2 separate regions of the Homo sapiens genome follow, and region 1 is linked to region 2. A link is a loop called in an ENCODE intact Hi-C map of the cell type or tissue named here. Cell type or tissue: heart left ventricle. All regions are shown on one strand. Each heading gives the region's core, and the rest is flanking DNA. Links, peaks and the distances in the headings are about the cores only. Region 1 overlaps RABGAP1 (RAB GTPase activating protein 1). Region 2 overlaps RABGAP1 (RAB GTPase activating protein 1).

The links. Peaks named below come from ENCODE experiments on the same cell type or tissue, not always from the same donor. Only the 100,000 strongest peaks of a DNase experiment are listed, where the experiment ranks them.
Region 1: a loop joins it to region 2, with 3 times the contacts of the local background. A loop is called at or near these places in 2 of 110 quality-filtered maps.

What each region holds. Positions count from the first base shown.
Region 1 is chr9:122,998,090-123,006,429 of GRCh38, reverse strand. It overlaps RABGAP1 (RAB GTPase activating protein 1), which reads right to left. Exons shown (of 26, transcript NM_012197.4): 10 at 7,664-7,833. Among named protein-coding and RNA genes, the nearest start is that of GPR21, 31 kb to the left of the region's middle. In heart left ventricle, for the core only: no CTCF peak of the experiment used is centred there; no DNase peak of the experiment used is centred there; H3K27ac peaks cover 1,302 bases.
Region 2 is chr9:123,069,101-123,077,440 of GRCh38, reverse strand. It overlaps RABGAP1 (RAB GTPase activating protein 1), which reads right to left. Exons shown (of 26, transcript NM_012197.4): 15 at 7,017-7,091; 16 at 3,764-3,889; 17 at 3,013-3,156; 18 at 1,155-1,196; 19 at 679-807. Among named protein-coding and RNA genes, the nearest start is that of MIR600, 38 kb to the left of the region's middle. RefSeq lists an enhancer at 4,446-5,119. In heart left ventricle, for the core only: a CTCF peak has its summit at 3,070; no DNase peak of the experiment used is centred there; H3K4me3 peaks cover 683 bases; H3K27ac peaks cover 1,476 bases.

The sequences.
Region 1 (8,340 bases), core at 246-8,245, 71 kb after region 2:
AATAGCCATTTGGAAAAAGATTAAATCAAATCCACACTTTACGCTATATACCAGAGTACACAGGAATAAAATACTAATGAATCAGAAATCTAAAAGAGTAAAATGAAACCATATAAGTAACAGGAGAGTAACAGAAGAGTGTATTCTTTTTGTAACTTGGGAGTTAGGAAAGCCTTTCTAACTATGATCTCAAATCCAGAGAGGTTTAAAAGAAAATACTGATATATTCAAGTACATAAGAAGAAACTGCATGACAAACCCAAAAAGAATCACCATGATGTAAGCTAAAAGATAAGTGACAAACTGGGAGGACTATCATATCTCCAAGGGTTAATCTCTCTTGAATATACAAAGAGGTTCTGAAAATAAAGACGAAAAAGACCAAAGTCAAAGAGAAAAATAAGCAAAAGATATGAATAGAAAATTCACAGAAAAGTCACCCTTATACATTAAAAAGGCAGAGGATAAACTAAAACTATTCTTAGACACCACTGCCTCACAGATCCTTAAGTCTGACAACACACTCGACAACCCTGCAGAGAAACAGGTATTCTCATACCCTGTCCATGGTTACACCTTCTACAGAAGGGAATTTGGCAAATATAACAATAGCATATGTACGTTCACCTTATGTGTCAGTGATTATACTAATAGGAGTCTATTCTAAGATGCACTTTCATAAAATCAAAATAACACATACATAAGATTCCACACTGCAACATTATTTGGAACAGCAAACGACTGGAAACCAGTCCAAGTGTCCATCAATAGCAGACTGGTTGAAAAGCCCATAGTTCATCCAAATAGGACAGTACTAAATAGCCATTAAAACGGAAATGAGGAAATCTCTATGCACTGATGTGGAATGATCCCCAGGATATATTAAGTTTAAAAAGCAATGTATAGGATAAGACATATGGAGTATGCTAATTTTTATTTCAGAAGGAAGTTAAAAATATACAGAATTTTATCTTCACAAAAATGAAATCAGGATAATAAACCATAAACCAATAATAATTGTTATCTATGGGTATGGGGGTAAGGAGATACAAATGGAAGCGGACTTCCGAGTATACATTTCTACATAATTATGACATTTATAAGTATTTTATATATTCAAAAAAAAAAGGAAAAAAAAAAATCCCAAGCCCCTAAGCTAAAATAAATGGAAACAAATGAACCTAACTATATGTCAAACGGTAACAGAACCACAATAAAAAATTATTCCCAGTGATTTTTAAACAGCAACCATTTTATAATCTTACTGAAACATATTCAAAGGACAAAAAGAAGTTCCATAAAATCTTAAATTTCACCCAATAATTCTATTATTAACTGCAAGACTTTTTTAGTTTTTTTTTTTTTTTTTTTTTGAGATGGAGTTTCACTCTTGTTGCCCAGGCTGGAGTGCAATGGCGCGATCTCGGCTCACTGCAACTTCTACCTCCCAGGTTCAAGTGATTCTCCTGCCTCGGCCTCCCGAGTAGCTGGGATTACGGATGTGCACCACCACACCCAGCTAATTTTGTATTTTTAATAGAGACAGGGTTTCGCCATGTTGGTCAGGCTGGTCTTGAACTCCTGACCTCAGGTGATCCATCTGCCTCGGCCTCCCAAAGTGCTGGGATTACAGGCATAAGCCACCGTGCCTGGCTGACTTTTTTAGATTTTGATGAAGATAAGGCAAATAAATTATTTACTGTTACTGTAAATAAAATATATGCATATAAATATTTTAAAAAGAAAATCCTGTAATGTCAAATTATTACTGAAAATACGTGAATGAACTCAACTGAATCAGGTAAATATCACCAACAGATACTAAAAATATTAGTTAATTAGTTATTGGCTGGGCATAGTGGCTCATGCCTATAATCTCAGCACTTTGGGAGGCTGAGGTGGGAGTATCATTTGAACTCCAGTTTGAGACCAGCCTGGGCAACATGGTGAAACTCCGTCTCTCCAAAAAATTAAAAAATTAGCCAGGCATGGTAGTGCACCTTGATCCCAGCTACTTGGGAGGCTGATGTAGGAGGATCACTTGAGCCCAGGAGGTCAAGGCTGTAGCGAGCCGTGCTTTTGACACTGCACTCCAGGCTGGGCTGCAGAGTGAAGGAAAAAAAAAACAAAAAAGACGTTGTTGAGATACAGGATATTTGGAAGTTGCCAAAGCGTCACCCCCAAAGATTACTTGCTAAGTGTCAAGAAAAACCCTATTTTACAAAGGAGAGATCCAGTGGTCACCACCTTAATTAAGTGATCACACTTCCCATCAGAAATACTGGAACAACCTAATATCACACACCTCTCAATTCAGCAGTGGAATGGAAAGCATTTGTATATTTTTATCTTGAGAGGAATGTGTGTACCACACACATACACTCTCAGCAAATTAAAATAAGAGGCCCGGGTATCCAGTTATAGTTATACTAATTATCTGTACAACATTGGCCATACCACTTAGTCTTTCAGATATCAGCTTCTTCATTTATAAAACAGTAATTTTATGAAAGATTTTAAGACCCCTATAGTTTAATTGGCAATAAAAATGACATTATTCTATAGTTATAAGAATGTTTAATTGGTCTTTTGTTCGCCTTATGTCACTATTGGAAAATCTATTCATTAGCTCATTTTCTTGCTCTTTCAGTAAGTAGTATAAGAAAATTTAAGTCCAAGAAAGCAATCCTCCTGTCCCTACTAATGTTTAGTTTCTTCTCTACTATGATGCTATCTTAATATAACAGTCTCACAGATGGGAAGGCTTCCAGGATAAAAGGAATTGCTGAGTCACCAGATAATTTTAGTGAAAGGAAAAAGAATCAATTTTTAAACAGGTCTTAAAAAGCATTTACATATTGTTTTCCTATACTGGCAGCAAAAAACAGAAATGCTGTATGTTGTATATTCTTAAATTTGCTTTGTAGCATTGTTTCCTTTTCAGTCTAAGGAGAACGGAAAATGGTTAAAATTTTAAATTATGCTTAATTTCAGTAAATCCTAAAAATACTCTTATAGATGAAAAGACAAAAGTAGCATGTTTCTCTGGAGAGTGTCCTGGCAGAGACTTTTAAAAGGCTTAGATATATGTTTTGTTCATATAACATCCCATAAAATCTACTGCTAAATATCTTTGGATCTCAGTTTCCTCATCTATAAAGTGAAAATACTATTTATCCTCATTGAATCACTGTGAAAACTACCTAAGATTTTAAAAAGTGAAGTAGCCAAGACAATGATGGTCACAGTTGAACCTCAAATACTTTTTAATGCCATGAATGTAAAAGAGGGAATACATTTAGTTTATTAAGTTACAAGGGGTGAGATTAACAGTGTTCTAAATGCTTTAAGACAGCGAAAAGTTGTTCAAATTCTTCCCATTCTACCTCTCCTTTCCCACTCCCTAGCACTCCCCCTAAATCCCCGCACAAACACAAAGACTTATCCAAATAAGGAGAAAAATAAAAGATTATCATCGGGAATTTCCTGCTCTCCCCCGAGCTTCCACATACACACTTCTGCTTTTTGCAAAGAAAACAGTGAAAACTCGGCTTAAGTTTAGTTTGTAGCCTTAATAAAGAGTCCAGAGCAGTCTCTTAGGCTGCATTTCAGGTATGTTTTTGGCTGGTTTACCCTGTCAAGTCATTTTTTAGCCTAACTAAAAAAAAATTAAGTTATTAATAGAAGTTATGTTATTATTTGAATAACATACTGTATGATAATATTTTAAAAGTTTTACATTGAATTAACATGTAGCTCTGATTATGGTTGCTAAAAATAAAAAATAAATTTTTAAAAATAAAATTAAATAAATTTGTTTCCATAGAAAGATATATTCTTCTATACCCAACCACAAAACCTTGTAAACCCATGCAGTCTTTGAATCCAAGGTTGTATAACATTAGATGTCAAAAGGAAATGCAAGATCAGGGGAATCTTATTTATGTTCACTAAAATGAGATTAAAGGGTTAGAATGCTAATTAAACAGAACTATTTTTACATACAACTTTTACTGAAAATTATTATATAACTATTCTCAGGCCAGTAAGTAAAAAAAAAATATATATATATAATAAAAATATATATACAACTAATTTCTATTTACCATCTAGAAACTTTTTTTTTTTTTGACGGAGTTTTGCTCTTGTTGCCCAGGCTGGAGTGCGATGGTGTGATCTTAGCTCAATGCAACCTCCACCTCCCGGGTTCAAGCAATTCTCCTGTTTCAGCCTCCCAAGTAGCTGGGATTACAGGCATGCGCCACTACGCCTGGCTAATTTTGTATTTTTAGTAGAGACAGGGTTTCTCCATGTTGGTCAGGCTGGTTTCAAACTCCCAACCTCAGGTGATCCGCCAGCCTCGGCCTCCCAAAGGCTGGGATTACAGACCATCTAGAAACATTTAAAGATCATTCTCTCTTAATCTCTAAACTTTCAAAGTGATGTTTGTAAACTAGTTTAATTTCTGATGCGTTCTTCTCCCGGGGCTCACCCTCCATCTAAATAATCAATGCTGTTCTGATTTCATGACTTAGTGCTTTTTTATTAATTTGGTGTCCCAGAGAGGTTGTATAATCCTTCTCAATAATAACAGCAAATACGTAGGGAGAACTTACTATGTACTGGGAACTATTCTAAGCATGTTGTATAGTTTTTAATTTAATGCCACAACAGCACTATGAGGAAGATTCTATTATGCTGCCAATTTACAATTTAGTAAACTGAGACTCAGAGAGTTGAGGGAACTTGCTCAAAGTTAACAAGCTAGCGGTAAAATCCATGTGCTCTGACTCCAAATTCAAGTTCTAGATGACGACCCCTAATCTCTGCTCCTGCTACAATGAAGAGCTGGGAGAATAGTGCTGGGACTCAGCTTTACTTTGTCTCTTAGGACAACACTGAAAATAAGTGTCCATGCCTGCTCTGCTTATTTCCTTTTTCTAAATATACCCAATAGGGCTAACTTGGGTATACTAGAATCAAAATTCTTGCTATCGAAATAAAAAAATGTAATATGGAAAAGTATATTCAAGTAAGCCCCACATACACTTTCATTTTATGTAACAGAAAACAGAAGTTGCATGTAAATAAAATCAATTCAACGTATATTTATTGAGAACTACTATGTTCCAGGTACTTGGGATAAGTCACCAAATAAGACAGATTAAGAATCTCTCCTTAGTAGAGGACTCTAACATACAAAATAGATAATAAACAATATAAAAGTATGTTACATGGCATTATCAGTATGTAAAAGTCTGGTTAAAAAAATAAAAAAATAGGGCCAGGCGCGGTGGCTCCCACCTGTAATCCCAGCACTTTGGGAGGCCGAGGCAGATGGATCACGAGGTCAGGAGTTCGAGACCAGCCTGGCCAACATAGTGAAACCCGATCTCTACTAAATAAAAAATAAGGTGAGGCACAGTGGCTCAAGCCTGTTATCCCAGCACTTTGGCTTTTACTGAGTAAAACTTTGGCTTTTATTGAGTAAAACAAGGCTGGAGGGTTTTATGCAGAAAAGTGATAAGATCTGACCTTAGGCTACTATTATGTTGAAAAGAAATCAAGAGGGGACAAAGACAGAAACAGTATGATGGGTAAAGAGGCTACTGCTAGGCCAGGTGTGCTGGCTCATGCCTTATAATCCCAGCACTTTGGGAGGCTGAGGTAAGCAGACTTCTGGAGCCCAGGAGGTCAAGACCAGCCTGGACAACATGGCAAATCCCCATCTATATTTTAAAAAAGAAAAAAAAAAGGCTATTGCTATAAATGATGACTCAGATGAGGACTATTGTACTCTAGCTGGTGAGAAGTGATTAGATGGAGATGAGATAATAAACCTTTTTGGACATGTTAAGTTTGAGATGTCCTGAGAACCAAGATAAAGAGGAGCTTTAAGGAAAAGAAAGTAAGGAAAAGAAAGTAATCATCTAAAGCAAATGCTACAGACAGGTCAAGATGAGGACTCAGATTAGCAATTTAAATCAGTGGTGACCTTGATATCTTCCAAGGAGTTTTGCTACAAAGGAAAGTAAAAATGGAAGCAGTAGGTGGTAGAACAACTGGGGGCCAAAAAAGAGTAAAAGATTGGAACAGAGATTTTAGCTGCTACCCACCCACAAAAAAGACAGAGTATGAAGTTTAACTTTGATCAAGTTAACTGCCCGATTTAAGAAAAAAAAAAATCAAGACTCTTCAGAAGAAAGTAACAGAATACAGTCTCTACAATGCATCACTTAAGATGTTTAACTTGTAATCCAAAATTACAAAGAAACAAAAATGTGCATCATCATACATGAAAATTAGCAGGCAAAATTCTAAAGTGGCTGTACTGTAATTATGCTTAAGGATTTAAAAGAAAACCTGCTCAATGTAAAAGAACAAACAGGAAATCAAGAGACAACAGAGATTAAAAAAAACCCACACAGACATTTTAAAAACAAAAAATATAGAAAATGTTTTTAAAATTCATTGAATGACTCTAACAGATTAAAAGTTGATAAAAATCAGTGAACTTAAAGACATATTAATAGAAAGTATCCCATCTGAAGAAAACAGAAAAAAGCCTGGGAAAAAATAGAGCCTCAGAGATATCAAAAGCTCTAAAATATACATAATTACAATCCCAGAATCAAAGAGAAGAGAGATGGGCAGGAAAAAAAGTTTAAGAAATAATGGGCCAGATTTCCCCCAAATCTGGTTAAAAAAAAAAAAATTTAAAAATTAAAAGTAAAAGCATAAATTTAAAAACGCAAGAACCCCAACAAATCCCAAGCAGGATAAACGGAAAGAAAACCGTACCTAATCATGTCACAGTTAAACATCTGAAAACCAAAGATGAATAATCTTAAAAGCAGCAAGAAGAAAATGACACATTATACCCAGAGGAACAATAACATAAATGAATGCTGACTTCTCATCAAAAACAATGGAAGGGCTGGCTGGGCAAGGTGGCTCACGTCTGTAATCCCAGGACTTTGGGAGGCTGAGGTGGGCGGATGACCTGAGGTGAGGAGTCCGAGACCAGCCTGGCCAACAGAGTGAAACGCTGTCTTTACTAAAATTACAAAAAAAAAAAAATTAGCCGGGCATGCTGGCATACACTTTAGTCCCAGCTACTCGGGAGGCTGAGGCAGGAAAATCACTTGAACCCGGGAGGCGGAGGTTGCAGTGAGCCAAGATTGCGCCACTGCACTCCAGCCTGGGTGGTGACAGAGCGAGACTTCATCTCAAAAACAAACAAACAAACAACAACAACAACAATAAAAATGAAAGCCAGAAGAATAGGAAGGACATCTTGAAAGAAAAAAAAAGGCAACCAGAATCCTATCCAGTGAAAATACCCTACTGGGATGAAAGCCAAAAACAGACATTTTCATCTAGAGAAGTTTAAGAGAATACATCTTTAGCAGATCTATACTTAAAGAAATGCTGTTCTTCGGGTTGAAAGTAAATGAGACCAAATGGAAATGTGGATCTTTGGGAAGAAACGAAGAGCAATAAAAATGACAAGTAGGTGGGTAAATATGAAAAATATAATTTTTCCTCTTAATATATTTAAAATACACATGACTGTTTAAAGATCTGAGGGCTTAGAAATCAGCCTCAGACGTGATTTCTCCTTTCTTATTCCCCCTTCTATATTAATAGAAAAATACAGTACCTGTTTTAGTTTCAAAAAGAAATTTTCAGTAGTACTACGTTTGCTGAAGGGCCAGAATAATCTTTCATTAGGTGAGCAAACGCGGACTTTTGTCTCCAGGAGAAATCGAACAGGCTCCTGTACTTCTGTTATTACCAAATCTACAGCTGTGGTCATAAACAGGACTTTATCTAAACAAAGAAAGAGAGAGGCTGAAGAGGTAAATCAGAAACACAAATATATTTGCTCATAAGATTCCATAAAAGCTATTACTTTTATTATAAACTTTCAAAATACCTTAAGTGAACCATCAATTAAACATGTAAAATAACTAGACAAATAACTGGTTTCAAAAGCAAATTCCATATTGAGAATTATTTTAAAGTAACTGACAGTAGTATACACTGTAAAGCTTTCAAAACTGTACTGTCATCAGGAGACCAAGGCAGGCAGATCACTTGAGCCCATGAGACCAGCCTGGCCAACATGGTGAAACCTTGTCTCTACTAAAAATACAAAAATTAGCCAGGTATGTTGGCACATGCCTGTAGTCCCAGATATTTGGGAGGCTGAGGTAGGAGAATCACTTAAACCCGGGAGGTGCAGGCCGCAGTGAGCCAAGATTGTGCCACTGCATTCCAGCCTGGATGACAGAGTAAGACTCTGTCTCAAAAATAAATAAATAAATAAATAAAATA
Region 2 (8,340 bases), core at 11-8,010:
GTGGCTCACTCCTGTAATTCCAGCACTTTAGGAGGCCAATGTGGGAGGATCACTTGAGCCTAGGAGTTTGAGACTAGCCTTGGCAACATAGTGAGAACCCAAATCTACAAAAAAAAGTTAAAAATTAGCTGGGTGTAGTGGCACATACCTGTAGTCCCAGCTACTCAGGAGGCTGAGGTGAGAGGACCGCTTGAGCCTGGGAGGTCCAGGCTGCAATGAGCTATGATTGTGCCACTGCACTCTAGCCTTGTCTCAAAAAAAAGAAAAAAAAAAAAACAAAAACAAAAAACCAGCACAGTAGAAGAAATCATGAAACCTGAAACCTGAATTCTGCCACTAACCAGGTGTACAACTAGGGAACTACAACCTCTTTTTGTTTTGATTTGTCTCAAAACAGGGATATTAATACTCTTCTATAGTTTGGCGGTTGGGGGGACAACGAGATTTCATTCGTAGGATTATAATATATAGGAAAGTATTTTGGGGAAAAAAAGGTTAAGAGTTATATAATACAGAAGAAAACATCATTAATATTATTTATATATTATAAATGTTAACACTAATATGTATTATAAATGTTATAAATATAATACATAAATAATTATGTATTATAAATGATCAGGAATAGTGAGACACTAAGTGAAAAACAGAATCTTAACTAATGCAAAATTATTTTACCTTCATGTTGCAGGCTAATTCCATTAGTTTTTTTGCATTTTCTTCTGAGCGGTATCTCTTAGGAAGCTGAACCCTAAAGAACTTCAAGGCACCTTCAAAGTCTGTCAACAGCAGGTCATCTTTCGAAGTCTTGAAGAAAATACAAACACATATAGAAAAAATGTGTTGCTATAAGGATGCACAAGAAGTTTTTTATATTCTCAGCACTTTTCAGCACTTTTACAATCCCCAGAAGATACTTCTTAGCTTTTGTCAGAGCCACCTGCATACATCCACTGTTAGGGGTAATGCTAGATTTCCAGCACTTTTATAATCCCCAGAAGATATTTCTTCGCTTTTGTCAGAGCCACCTGCATACATCCACTGTCATGGGTAATGCTAGTGCACAGTGACTGCTCAGAATGAGACTACAACCAATGTATTGCAAGTGCAGAGCAGGGAATGACAGATAACTCAGCTAATAAATAAATGAGTACCTTTAATAATCCAAGGGCGACATTAAAAATAACACTTATTCCCTGAAAGAGAACAGACAAAAAGAACACTGTCAGTTTTTATATCTCGACTATTATGCTATTTGTCCTTATACCCCACATTTTTAAAGAAATTGTGAAAACTTAAGGAAGGAAATGCATTATCTCAGAACTACCTTGAAAAATAAAAACTAAAGGGCCATTGAAAAGCTGCTTAAAGACCTAGCTTCCCCTTTTTCTGAGAGAAGAGCTTTTCTTGCCCTGTTCTCATATTCAATAATAAGAAATGCTTTTCCAAAGCATTCCATGCTTCCAAACCAAAAGATCAGTCATAAAGTTGTGATCTCTCAGGAAATAACTCCTGGGGAACTTTTCCTTTATCTTGTGCTGTCCCAATCCATGCACAGCAACCACTCTGTCGATAAGCCCTATATTCCAGAACTGAATCTGCTCAAGGCTCCCTCCATTCTGCAAATCCTGGGGCTAAGAACAAAGGAGAGGAAGCACTAACATCTGTTGATCAAGTTAAACTGCTTAAGCTGCTGGGCCTCAGTTTCCATAACTAATACTCTCCTATGGGTTTTCTGAGATAATTAGCTGAAAAGTTTATGTAAATTACTTAGCATGCCACCTGGCCTTTAGTAGCTACTTAACAGATGGTTGTTTATACTACTAAAAAGCTAGAAACAATTTAAAGGTTTGTGATTAGAAATTGGTTACATAAAGTATAGCACATCCAAATAATGGGATACTTGGCAGCAACTAAGAAAAACGGCATATTTGGTAATATTTATTTCTTCTGTTTCTTAGAATATTTCAAGCTGAGTGGTAGATACAAATTCTTTATGAATTTTTGTATGTTTTGAATATAGCATAATTAAAAAGGATAGTACAGATGTGTATGTTCAAGTATATGAAATTTAAAAAGAGGATACCAAAGAGTATAAATAACAATCATATTTTTAAATATACACATAGGAGAACCATAATATATATAGTGTTCCATCCATATGGAAACCATACTATTCTGTATAGTAATTATACATACACATATATGAACACATAAAAAAGGCTGAAAGGATACTGCTTTTAACCAAACTGTTAAAGGAGGTAACCTATAGACAGTGGGATTTGTAGTATTTTAAATTATTTTTACTTATATTTTCTATAAACATATATTATTTTTATAATTATGTTTTTCTTAAACACACCACACAAAATCCAAAATTACGTCATGGCAAAGACTGTTATTTACTCTAATATCTTATTTTCTCTTTAGTAATAAATCTCTAATTTTTAGCAAATTCCTGCTCAGCTTATTTTTTAAAAAGTCTCCCTTGCAGCTAGGTGTGGTCATGTAACTAAGTTCTGACCATAAAGTGGAAATACTGGATGGAACTTCCAGGAAGTCTCTTTTGAAAACAGAGGAGGCACCCTCTCCCATCCTCTAATCCTCCTGGCTTGAATATGATATAATGGCTGGTGTGCTACTCCTCCATACGGCTAACAGCCAGAGTGAGGGGAAGGCACGCTACTGCCAACATTGACTTTTTTTCACAAGAGAGCAAAAAGCTATTTTTTAAAATCACTGTTACTTTGGGTTTCTTCATTCAATACAGCCAAAACTAATATGAACTAATACAAATGTCTAATTCAGTACGTCTTTTCAGAGTACACCTTTAACAAATACGATCATTAGCTTTAGTCCAAGGAAGTCACTTAAACCTAGATTTCCTAGCAATAAAATAAAATAATTAAAGAGACCAATTCTGTTTTGACAGAGCTGACACTCAAAACAGAATCTGTTCTCCTCAAGTACACTGCAAACAAAAGCCAAAGTGCTGTGGCCTCTGATACATACCTCACATAAAAGCAGGTCGATGATATGGAAGACCATGTAGAGAGGGAATTTTGCAGTGAAAAGAGTAAGAAACCACTGGGAGGCATACATGTGTGCTTCAAGGCTTATATCCAGGAAGTGGTTGTACAGGTCAGGAATGTATTCCTGAAATAGCAAACCAATTAGTTCTGGGCACATATGCATCTGTCCAATTCCCACTAAGGAGGCTCATAAATCTACCAGGAATAGGCCAAAAAAGTAAAATACTTGTGTTTTTCTAAAAATCTCCAAAGTGCTTAGAACACTTATCATCTGGTATTAAGCTGGCACTCAACTCTTTTTTCCAGACCACAAACTTGTTCTAAAGAAAGAGGAATCCCCAAAATGGTGACAAGTATTTGGAAAGCCTGTTTTTCTCTCCAAAGTAAAAAACATTTGGGAAAGTTTGTTTCACTTTTGTTATGAGATTCCTAACCAGTCAGCTTCAGAGCCTTGGGGAGTACTTCTTGACTGAGTTAGCTGTGGAAAAGACCCCTAACAAAGTCATCTGATCTTTTGGGAGTTTATCAGCTCACATCCATGAGGTGTGAAAGTTTAACACTTTGTTAATCTTTGCATCATAATCACATAGTGATAAAGGATAAAAATGAAACCCATCCTTAGCCACGGATCGCTAAGGCAATTACCAATGCTCCCTGGCACCATTTCCTCAATTTGGTGCTCCTTAGTCCTGTACTCTTTTTGTCAAACACAAGCTGGTTTCTCTTTTTACCTGCATGAGGCGCTCCAACTGGTAAAATTTGCAATGCAAATCTTCGAAGTTTTGCTTGAAAAGTTCCCTGAGCCCATAGTCAAACATGATCTTGACCAGAACACTGAATGCCTGTTCTTCAGGCATCTGTAACAGATAGGCAAGTTGTTGGGTAGGGAGGATGGCGGTGGGGAATCACAAAACATACAGAAGTTTTCTCAGGATATTAAATCCAGCTTTATATTATTGCCTTACCAGAAAATTTAGTGCTATGCAGAAACTCAGGCCTAAGGTTGTGTTTAAAACATTTATTCACTCAAACAAGGAATAGTTAACAATGACTACTCTTTGTCAGTATGGTTCCTGTCCTCAAGGAGTCTCTCACACAGCCAGTATTAAAATAACTGTAATAGGAATTAGACATCAGTGATAATACAAGAACAGGAAGGCCTGTATCTGCCTAAGGCAGTCAGAAACAGACTTTGTAGAAAGGACAGAATTTGAGCTGAGCAGAAATAGGCTGATATACAGTGTAGGTGTCATCTTTCCCAAATCCTGGGACCTCTGTTTAACCATTTTTCCTCCCTTAGCTGCTATTTCATTCTAGCAAAATTGTTTTTCTTCCTCACTGTTAAAAATATAGCTTGTTTTAGAAGAACCTTACATATTCTAAGGCTTGCAGTAATGCTTGAAGTACTACAAAAGCCTCCTTCACTTCTATTTACATTTATAATAATACCTACATTTTCCATAGTTTTATGGATAATTATTTCCCTGAGAACTTGGCAAGATATTTTCAAAAGAGAAAAAAGAAGCACTGGAAATGTTATTTAAGGATTGGTGTGAATGTAGCAAGCCTTCAAAAAAGTCAAGAAGGTGGGCAGGCTTCTATGGAACAAGATGATGGAGGCGGGCTGAGCACAGAAATCACTGAGAAGAAAGCAGAACTAAAGAGCAAATCAGATTAAGTAATAAGTGAGAAAAGCATAGCAGATCATTACTGGTAAGTTAAGAGTATCTGGGGCAAAAGCCCAGATCTTTGAAGTCTTTGTCATGGAAGGCAACTTCACTTTGCCACATGCAAGGAGATGTGGCCTAACCCACAGTGGTGATTCTGATGCTAAGTAGCCCATCTCCCCTCACTCTAAACAAGCACTTATAACACTCTGGCAAGCAGCAAGAGTTCAAAACAAGACATGGAGGGTCTGATTGGAAAACCCATTTTCAAGGGGATAAATGTCCTTGAACTGAAGGTGAGAACGAAGATAAATCACCCAGGCTTGTGGGACTTTGAGATATAAAGTCTCATTAAAACAACAAAACAAAATAAAAAGTCAACCTCTTTATTCATGTCATAGCTTTATCATATTTTTACATGACTACCAATAGCAACAAGCTGGGTTCAGTTAAGAAAAACCAAAGTGGTTTTTGTTTTACTTGTACAGGTTGAGCAACCCATATCTGAAAATACAAAATGCTCCAAAATCTGAAACTTTTTAAACACTGACATGATGCTAAAAGGAAATGCTCATTGGAACACTTTGGATTTTTGGATTTGGGATGCTCAACCGGTATAATGCAAATATTCCAAAATCCAAAATCCAAAATCCACAACACTTCCGGTCCCAAGCATTTCAAATAAGGGATACTCAAACTTGTATTGCAATCTACACAAAATGGCTTAATACCCTTGAATACCTGTTGCTTAGAAAAGCAAGATTCAGACTCCTTATCTGGGCTTCAAAGCTCTCCCTAGCTCTCTCCTCAACTCCCAGTCACTCAGGATACTCCAGTCACACTGTCCTCCTTTCAGTTCCTCCCATACACCAAGTGTTTCCCCAGTTTAGGACTTCTGTATACTGTACCATTCACTTTCCCATTAACACTCTATTCTCTACTCCCTTTTCAAATAGATCTATTATTTTCATAACAACATTTTGAAAAGTTAACACAGAAAAGAGCAAAAGAAAATGATATCCCTTATCATTTTCCAGGCTGCTCCTTACAGGTCACTTCCCCTGAGAAGCCTTTAATCTAAGTAAGACTCCCTTGTTACAATCTTACACCAAACTTTTTATTATACCTTAATAGCACCACTGAAAGTAATAAATGATATACTTGTGTGATTATGTGCTTAAAGCTAGTTGGATTCACAAGCTCTGTATCCAGGAGGATTGAGACCATGTCTCTTATTTACCTCTGATCTTCAGCACAGTACAGATCATAACAGGTACTCAAAACTCTTTGCTGACATCACCTGTGTGGTATTCTTGCCAAGCATTTTAAACTGAATCATGAGAAAATGAGACAAATCAAGACTGTGGGACATTTTATATGACAATTTGTCTGAATTTTTCAAAACTATCAATGGCATGAAACACAAAAAAAGGCAAAGGAGTAATTTAGATTAAAAGAATAAAGAGAAATGACAATTCAATATTTGAATCTTCATTAGATCTTGATTAGAAAAAAAGCTAGATTCTATGGAGTAGACAATTGGGAGAAAATTGAATGTGTATTGTGTATCAGACATTACTGAATCAATGTGGAATTTCTTGGATGTGATCATGGTATTATGATTATGATACAGAATTCTGTGCTCCCAGAAGGCATATATATGATCAAGTATTTAGAAGTCTTGATGTTTGTTATTTACTTTCAAGAATAATTTCAAAAAACAATTTAAGTAAAAAAGAAAATGTGTGTTTATGCAGAAAAGAGAAAAAAAGAGATGCAGAGGGAGACAAACAGAAAAAGCAGTGTGGAAAATATTAATTGGTAAACTAGATAAAGACTGTTCACCTTAACACTGTTTAGAGTTTTCTGTGGATTTGAAAGAAAATAAAAAAGGTGGAGGGCAAAGGTGTTTGCTAAGCCAATGAATGAATAAAATGGTACTAAAAGAAAACCAACTTTTCCGCCTTCCTCCTACCCCAATACCTAAATCTCAAAACAAGTATTAATGACAGCGGCTACTTTAGAGAAGATAAAACGTCCCCAAGAGTTCAACCAACATTAAAGTCTCTCCAATCATCCTATTAATAAAAAGGAAGTCTACCCCTGTACCAGTTTTCAACATTGCCGTTTATTCTCATCATATATCTCCTCCACAATGACATTAAGTTAATTTAAGGAAAAAGTTTCCAGCTATAGGTGTTAAAATTCATGCCTTAAGAGTCTGTCCAAACCCAATATAAAACCATGCTCAAGCCTAAGGTTAGTATAAGCTGAGGGAGGCCATGTGTTAAGTCATAACAGAGACCTAATTACTCACATGGAGAAGGAGCACAGCAGCAAGAAATGACTGGCCCTGGCAATAACCAATCTCTTCATCATACACAGAATAAGCCTGGAAAATAAAACACACAGAGGAAATGTAAATGAATGTAGCCACTTGTGGGCCATGGTGGCACTATAGGACCTTGAATACAGAACCCTGGAGGATGCTACCCACACTGGGACAGCATTTTGACAGACAGTAAGTGGTGCCAATACTTCTCTCCAATCTTAACTTTTTCTTTACAATGAATACAGCTATCACCACTGCATTTCCTGTGGCGAAGGAGTAGGGAAGATTAAGGAAAAACCACTTCTGCGCTAAAAAAAACTTCGTATTTCCTTGTTGTTGTTCATGATGTTCCCTCTCCTTGGGATGTCCTTTCCCTCTCTGCCTCAAACATGCACTCTTCCTTCAGGCACCAAACTTATTTCAATTCCCCCAGAATGAATTCCTCTCTTCTCTGCCTCTATGGCACCTGCTATACATGCATGGTTATTATTATATTATTACCACATTGCATTTTATTTTATTTTTAGAGACAGGGTCTTGCTCTGTTGCTCAGGCTGGAGTGCAGTGGTACAATCATGGCTCACTGCAGCGTCAACCTCCTGGGCTCAAGGGATCCTGCTCCATCAGCCTCCTGAGTAGCCTGGACCACAGGCTTGCACCACCATGCCTGCCTAATTTTTAAAAATTTTTTATAGAGATGGGATCTCAACTACGTTGCCCAGGCTGGTCTCTAACCCCTAGGCTCAGACTATCCTCCTACCTTGGACTCCCAAAGTACTGGGATTACAGGTGTGAGCCAGTGTGCCTGGCCCACACTGCATTTTTTTTTTTTTTAATAGAGACAGGGTCTCACTATGTTGCCCAGGCTGGTCTCAAACTCCTAAGCTCAAGTGATCCTACTGCCTCAGCCTCACAAACTGCTAGGATTACAGGCGTGAGCCACCAAGCCCAGCCCCACACTGCATTTTACATGTCCATCTTCTCTGCCAGATGGTAGGCTTTGTGAGGGACAGGGTGATGTTCTATTCAACCTTGAGTCAGCACCTCATATACAGCATGCGCTCACGAAACACTGTTAATGTTATTCATTTTTCTTTCTGGGAAAAGCTCTTTTGGCAAAGACACCAAAATATAATTCTTTCCACAACACCAGTAATAACTTTTCTGATAAGTGAGATTACTCTGAAACCATTTGTGGGTTCCTCTGGAATTCTTATTTTTATTTTTCTTGGCAGCAAATGATTACTACCCATCTCCTCTGAACATTATTTTGAATAGAATATTGACATCTAACATTCTTCATGGTTTA